Regions from separate parts of the Mus musculus genome. Here all the other regions are linked to region 1. The links are chromatin loops, found by intact Hi-C in ENCODE. Cell type or tissue: left cerebral cortex. All regions are shown on one strand. Region 1 has its middle 8.5 kb from the start of Gm50270. Region 2 overlaps Ablim1 (actin-binding LIM protein 1). Region 3 has its middle 22 kb from the start of Ablim1.

The links. A loop is a pair of places that touch in the nucleus more often than their neighbours do. Peaks named below come from ENCODE experiments on the same cell type or tissue, not always from the same donor. Only the 100,000 strongest peaks of a DNase experiment are listed, where the experiment ranks them.
Region 2: a loop joins it to region 1, with 2.2 times the contacts of the local background. A loop is called at or near these places in 6 of 42 quality-filtered maps.
Region 3: it touches region 1 in a loop (6-fold over the local background); 4 of 42 quality-filtered maps call a loop at or near these places.

Annotation. Positions count from the first base shown.
Region 1 is chr19:57,313,858-57,316,357 of GRCm38, reverse strand. It overlaps a transcript of Ablim1 not described here. Among named protein-coding and RNA genes, the nearest start is that of Gm50270, 8.5 kb to the left of the region's middle. In left cerebral cortex, a CTCF peak has its summit at 1,497; DNase peaks (open chromatin) are centred at 1,232, 1,524, 2,027, 2,234 and 1 more place; H3K4me3 peaks cover 1,750 bases; H3K27ac peaks cover 1,857 bases.
Region 2 is chr19:57,192,686-57,195,185 of GRCm38, reverse strand. The region is part of intron 1 of Ablim1 (actin-binding LIM protein 1); the gene reads left to right. Among named protein-coding and RNA genes, the nearest start is that of Ablim1, 22 kb to the left of the region's middle. In left cerebral cortex, a CTCF peak has its summit at 1,069; DNase peaks (open chromatin) are centred at 1,092, 1,643 and 2,345; H3K27ac peaks cover 552 bases.
Region 3 is chr19:57,236,291-57,238,790 of GRCm38, reverse strand. It overlaps a transcript of Ablim1 not described here. Among named protein-coding and RNA genes, the nearest start is that of Ablim1, 22 kb to the right of the region's middle. In left cerebral cortex, no CTCF peak of the experiment used is centred here; DNase peaks (open chromatin) are centred at 114, 1,044, 1,309 and 1,983; H3K4me3 peaks cover 1,899 bases; H3K27ac peaks cover 1,262 bases.

The DNA of each region.
Region 1 (2,500 bases):
ATTATTGAGAAACGTCTGCAGGGAAAGTCATCATGTAGTGTTTGGGGGATAGCTAGAGGTGCACAGGAGGACAGGCATGCACGGTGTTCAGGGTTCTTAACATTTCAGAAGAGGAAAGCTCTTTTAGACATGGATCATGCCTGTTTCACTCACTGTTGAGGCCCTACGACCTGCCATGAGGACTGGCACGTAGTATATGCTCGCTAAATCTTTGTCGGTGGAATTAATTGCTTGGATGAAATACTGAGACTATCTGTTGATCAGTGGGGGCACCCTGCAAGCTTTGGAGTTATGACAATGGCCTAAGTAAACAAACGAACAAACAAGCAAGCCCCTCCCCAAACCCCCAAAACAAACAAAAACTATTCTCAAGGCCAACAGGTAGAATTAAAGTGAAGGAGGCAGAGACTGGAGGCAGGCTGAGGAGCGTTGAGGCTGGGGAACATGGACGTTGAGCATGGAGACTTCCCTGGAATCACTCAGGTGTGAAGGACGAATGGTGAACTAAGGTCAGAGGGAAAGAAGTCATTTTGAGGCCGCAGCCAATGAGCTGATGTTAGGTGCTGAGTTTAGGAGTTGCTATTGGAGTTCACAATTTTCTTCTCTCATTATGTCTTTATCCTCACACTTCCCTGATGACAGGATCATAAAGCTGGGCGTTCTCCAACTATCTGCCCATTATTTTTCCTAGAATTATGTCCACCTGTTCTTTGAGCATTTCTGAATTGCCGAACCTATTCGGTGAATCTCGTTTTCATCAGGAGATTTGGGAAGAACTTCCGCAGAAAATAACCAGACCTTTGTGGAGTACAGAGGAAGAGGTGAGGAAGGGACTCGGGGAGTTTAGAACTCGGGGCCAGCTGTTCTTTGTTCTCCCAGCCAGCACAGAGGCAGTCTACACACCTCCGAGGCAGCAGACTTCTGAGTCTTCTCATTTCTGTCCTGATGATACACAGAAAGGGTTTCGTCACCCTCTCTCGGCTCCAGCCCTGTCCCATCCCGGTTACCAGCCTTTCTAGAGCTGGACTGGCCTTGATGAGGGTCATAGCTGGTCCTGCTTATGAACAGCCAAAGACTGCTCCACAGTCAGGGTCAATCCCCCTCAGGTGACCCTGAAATTCTTTCTCCACTGAAGGACAGCTCTTAGGGAAGGCATAGACTCACTCCTTCTAATGGTGTCTCTCTGGGACCAAGGCTGGAAGCTGGAAAGCATTCACTGACAGCAATACCTCCCCCTCCTTCCCCCGCATTATTATCATCATCATCAGAGACTCGGGTCCAGAGAGTAGCAGACGTAGACCCCATCACACGCCCCACCTTGCTCAGAAACAAAGCTCCGCCTGGCGCCGTGGCCAAGCGGGCAGTGAGTCCCCAGCAGCCTCTGGACCCGAGTGGGCCCGGCCCACGGGCACCAGGAGGGGGAACCGGCCCCGCCCAGCCGGCCTTAGCTGTCAGCAGCGCCGCGCCCTGCAGATCCGCGGCTGCCCGCCGGGCTGCCCCGAGCCAGCGAGCCGAGCAGGTGTCCTGCGGGAGGCGTGCGCTCGCCCGGGGCTGGGAGGACGCGCGAGCCCGTGTGCACGTCTTGGGATCCTCTCCTCCCCACGCCCTGCGGGTTTCGCCTCTCCCTCCCGCTTCCTGTGGCTGCCTGAGCCATGTCCACCCGAGGTGAGTGGGGACCAGGTGGGATGGCGTGCGGAGCCGGCGCGGGGTCTGGAACAGGGCGCGCTGGGCAGGTGCCTGAGGGCAAGGGGTTTCGAGAGCAGAGCTGGCCCCAGCCCGGCCTGAAACTTTGGCAGCGGTTCCCGGGGCTCCTAAGGCTGGGAAAGGAAGCGGTCGCCCTTGACCTTGGTCGCCGGATGTGGGCGAAGCCTGAGGGCCAAGGTCCGGTGCCCAGCCCACCTGTACTGGCGGCGCCTCTGGGCTGGGAAGGTGTGGGGGATGGGCTGGCCACTGCCAATCCTGCTGAAGAGCTGTGGAAGGGCTGACTGGGAAGAAGAGGCAATTTTTTCCTCCTTTCTTGTTACCATTTTGTAGCTCAGTTATGGAAGAAATCCAGGGCTTGATGCAGTAGGATTTAAAGCTGCAGGGTTTATGCTCCATTTTAAAAAAGTAATTTCACTTGTTCTAACCCTTGACTGGTGTTCCCCCTTTCGCCTCCCAGCTCCTTTGGAGTGGAAACAGTTACTGCAGGTGGAATGGAAGGAGGGGAAAAGAAGGGGAGAAAAATCAGAATTGCTTTTCAGGCAGGAGTGAAGGGGATGAATTTCTTGCCATCTGGATACAGCAGCGATGCTCAGGAGAGAGTTAGTCATAGCTCAGTGGCTGCCACTATGAGTGAAATATTAAAGAGATCAAGTCATTGTGCAGCTTGCGAGCAATTAAAATGAAGTGGCTTGGTTGCTTTGTCATAAGCACTGAAGAAAAATATTGATTATTTTTAGAAAGTATATTTGCAAGGCAGTAACTTCTGCATCCGTTGATGTCCCTTGAGGCAGCGTGT
Region 2 (2,500 bases), 120 kb after region 1:
CTGCCTCCTAAAGCTGATGGGGACCCTCTAGCAGGCTCACAGCATCTTGATGTCCATGCCACAGAGCAAGGCAGGCCTCTGGCTCTCTGCTGTGCTCCCTACAGTTGCACACACTGCTTTGTAAGTCATTTCCCCTGCCTCTCTGCTTGAGCCTGATATAGGCTGCAGAGAAGGTCCATGCTCAGCCAGCGTGGCCGGCCCTGCAGCAGACCCTCTGCAGCTCACATCCTTTGACCTTCGCGTCATCTTTGTTCTCCAGACCAGACACCCATTCTCCTGCACTCACAGACACTAATCGATCTCAGAATCTTGATGAAGTGGTTGCTTCCCTGAGGTGTTCAAGGGCTCCTTATCCTTGCTGCACCCTCTAACGAAGATGCACCGAAGGGTTCTGGGGGTTCATCCGTCAATATCTGTCTTCTTGAAGACAACACACACTTGCCAGCCTGTACGCTGGGGACCCACTGTACTAATTTAAAAGCTGTAATTGGCTAACCGATACGTGTTCTGGCACAGTTTCTAAACTAATCTGTTTCTTTCTTGTTTGTGTGTTTGCTTGAGGGGGAAAAATAAGTAAATCCCAGAGGTAAAGTTATAAACATATCTTATTTAAATAATAAAGGTGGAACCATTATGGCTTGGAACCTATGTGACCTTGTGAAAGATTAAGAATTCAGCCACAAAAGTGACCTAGCCAGGTAAATGGAGTTTTAGACTCCGGCTTCTTCTATGTTTTGTTTTGTTTCCTGCAACAACAGAGGTCTCAATGCTCATACTCCTACAAGGGAAGGATGTCTGTTGTTTGTTCTCTACCTGACATTTGAAAATTAGGAGAGTGTGCACGAGTCTCACACACACACACACACACACACACACACAGAGGGAGGGGGAGAGAGAGAGAGATTGAGAGGGAGAGAGAGAGAGAGAGAGAGCGAGAGAGCGCAAATGATGTCTCTACAGTAAGATCTCTTAGCTGCTTTCCTTACCATGCAGTCAGCTCCTCCTTTGTGGTTCTGTCCTGTGTATTACAAGGTATTTAGCTGGGCTCACTCCTGGACTCTCCCCTACTGGACACTGGAGGCATTGCCCTTTCATTTGTGGTAGCTGAAAATGTCTCCAGACATTGCTAGGTGTAACTCCAGGGGCATGAGGTGGGGTGTGGCAAAATTACCCAGTTAGGAACAAGGGGACGCCGGGCGTGGTGGCACACACCTTTAATCCCAGCACTTAGAAAGCAGAGGCAGGCAGATTTCTGAGTTCAAGGCCAGCCTGGTCTATAGGGTGAACTCCAGGACAGCCAGGGCTACACAGAGAAACCCTGTCTCAAAAAAAAAAAAAAAAAAACAAAACAAAAAACAAAAAACAAACAAAACAAAACAAAAAAAAAGTTAAAAAAAAAAAAAGGAACAAGGGGACTCTAGGATCCCTTGGGCTGGGTTGTCTTTCAGGTTTCGGTAAACGGAGTCTCTCAGTAGTGAGTGAGAAGCGTACAGACTCCTATAGGAAGCCAGCTGAGCCTGCACCACGGAGAGCTTTGGCACAGAGACATGTTCCAGATAATGGGGGTGGGGTGGGGGTGGCTCTACTTCCTGGCTCATTTCAGTTGCTGAAAATGGACTGCGTGCTCTCAGCAGCAGGTGTGGCTGCAGAGGTCCTTCCTTCATTTCCCCTTAAGACTCACGAAGTCCACACGCCTCCAGGAAACTCCTCCGTATCATCACGTACGTACCCCGCATGCTCTTTTCTGGGCTGGGGAGACCCCGTGAACTTACAGGGCACAGTGGCTCCCTTGTCTCTTGGCTGTCTACTGTTGAAGCCAAACAGGCTCACACGTGACTGAGAGGAAGTAGGTGTGTGGAAGAAGCATCTCACCTGAGGTTTGACCTCAGGGTATGCTGATCGGCCATCTTGGTTTGACCTCAGGGTATGCTGATCGGCCATCTTGGTTTGACCTCAGGGTATGCTGATCGGCCATCTTGGTTTGACTTCAGGGTATGCTGATCGGCCATTTTGGAGCAGAGGGCTTTTAATCTGGGCCTTTGGAGACTGGGGAGGTCTGAATATGTGACAAATGAGAGTGGAAATAAAATGTGAGATTTGAGAGAAGCCCACATGAGGATGGATGGAACCTGGCCAGGGATGTGATGGAAAAAAAAAATGAGAGGGGTAGACAAGTCACACAGTCTTCTGGGAGTCCCTAACAGAACAGGCTTGGTGGTTTAAACAACAGGAAGGTATTGTCTTAGTTCTGGAAGATGCAAGTCCATAATGAAGATTTCTACAGAGCTGGTTCCTTCTGGATGAGTCCCCCAGGGAAGAAAGAGTCTGTGCATCTGCCTGAGCTGCTGCTGCTCGGCCAGCCCACTTTGTCACCCACTCCTTTGCTTGTAGAATCATGATAGCATCTCTGCCTCCAAACCTGTGTCATTCACGCTGAGCACCTGTCTTGTCTTTCCCACTTTCTATAAGCACACTGGTGAATGATGACAGTGCCCCTCCA
Region 3 (2,500 bases), 78 kb after region 1:
TTTTAGGGGGACTTCCTTCCTCAGTGGGGCTGGGTTACCTTGGTTTCTGGAGTGCAGGCAGTAAGTAAGGGATGCCGCAGAAGGCAGATGGGCTCTGTGCCTTCCCCTTCAATGCTGGCTCTCTGAGTTGCAGCACCTCAGATCAGCTCCGCCTGGCTCAGCTTTGTCATCATCCTGGGCACTTGGAGGACTGGGGCACCCGGTCTGCTTCACATGAGGGCACTTGTCAGGAGGCATGACGGCATTCAGGGCTGGCACACGGTAGATGATGAATAATTCATCTGTCTTCTCCTGCTTGCAACTTTTTCCAGTAAAAGTAATTCTCAGAGCTCGGGCCTTCACAACCTGGAAATATGATCCTGCATTGGCTATTGATCTACCTTAGACAGTAACCGGAAGATAAATGTTGACAAACAAAGGAATAGTAAGTTTTAAAGTTGACAGTAGCCCTAGCTGGGCGGGGCGGTAAGCCAGAGTCAGTCTCAGTGTTTCCCTCCCCTGCCCCACCGGCACTGAAGGATAGGATGACAGGAATTTTACAGAAGATTCTTAGGTACCCTCTTGACCTCCTTGAGGGCTGAAACTAAAAGTTAATAAAAATGCTATATATGGCATAATCATTAAGATGTATTAATGTGTTTTCTGGTTAAGAAAAAAACTACAATTTATGATTTTCCTAACTGAAAGAGGTCATAGCGATAAAATTACAGTGTCTCAGGGTCTTTATACATCTATTTGAATACATTCATGATATGATATATAAGATATGATAATGCAGATATGTTATTTTGAAGTAAGTTCAAGGTCTTTTTTTTTAATTGTTTGTACTACACAAAGAATGCATTTTCATCTTGTTTTCCAGGAACATTAGGGTAAATTACAGAAAAAGTCTTACATGACAGAAGAGATTAAGAGATTCTAAGCCAGTAGAATAAAGCTGTAAGTGGGTGCTATTTCTAGAGGCTAAGCCCGGAAAGAAAATCTTTTTTTTCCCCTTAGCTTTAATTGACTCCCTTTCTGTTCCACGGCATATTTTGAAGGTATCTGGCGTCCCCGCTTGCTGCCAGCTGGAATCTGAAGAAAGTATCTCTAGAACTCACTCAGCTAACTTGAATCTCAGTCATAATTAGATTGGAATTTGGCAAATTCTTTCAAGACTTAAAATCAGACACACTTCATGTTTGGAACAAGAAAGGGTCTCATTGCTCTGTATTTAAAAAAAAAAAATACAGTGCTCGATTCAGGGCGCATTGGCAATACATTTGCTATTGTTTTGAGTCTTTCTAACCTGTCCAGGCTTGCCTTAAATTTGCTTTGTAGCCCACACTGGCCTTGAACTCTTGGCTGTCGGCTGCATCTGCCTCCTGAGTGCTGGGATCACAGCATGTATTACTATACCGGGCCATAGCAATATATTTTTTGCTGAAGTTGGTATTTTTATAAAGGGATACATTGAATGGACGGGAGTCTGACCATAATTAAACATTATTTCTAGTCTCATTAGTTGGTTCCTGGATGTTTTCAGACAAACCTGGTTATCTATCCCCTTCCCTTCTAGAGTAGATTCCCCCGTCCCTTCTCCTAGGTAGAGGCAAGATTTTGATGCAGTCATTTGTTCTCCTCAGATATAAAAGAAATGCATGAGCTAGCATTTGCATATGATTAATAGTAATTTAGGCGTCTGAGATATGCAGCCCTCTATTTTATATTTAAATATGACTGCTGACACCTAGGTCTCCGTCATTTGCATACACACTTTAAAGGCGGCGATGAAAGCTAGGATAATCATCAGAAGACTGTGTCTAACAAGCCTTCCCGCTATGTCACTCATTCCCTCCCACAAAGCGGAAGAGCGTGTCTGTATGCCTCTTGGGTTTCCTGGGAGAAGATGGAGATTGGTTAGATGATGGGTTCTCGCGCTTAAAGAGGCATTCGCAGCTCCTTCGGCAAATGAGCTCTTCCAACATCCACAAATGTGGGCCAATCAGAGCGTGACATTGCCAGGAACGTGCGGGAGGAGTGAGGACCAATAGCAGCCAGGAGCGTAGGGCTCCCAGGTCCCAGAAAACAGCAATGGCAGGGCGTTGAGAACTTCTCCCCAAGTCTCACCTCCCCCACCGTGACAGCCACTCTCTTCTCTGGCTTATGACTACACCAAGCTGCCTCAAATCTGATGGACAGTATGAGCCTAGCATTTCCTTTTCTTACAGCGCCGTTCAGGGACTGCATGCTGACTTGATAGAAGCAATCTTCTAGGAGTTGTGGGACGCATGGTCTTGGTCAGCATGGTAGCGGAGTGACAAGCACCTCTTTATTGACTATTTCAAAGTGGCTTAAGGGGTCAGCCTCTGTTTTCATATAAAAGATTATGCTGCCTACGTGACTGTGCAAGTACACTATTAATTCACACAGGTCTCTCCCTTTCAAGGTTCTTGGCTTCACCCGTGAGTTTATTGTTTTTAACTTTCGAGTTACTCTCACCATGATAGTCTCTACTTGG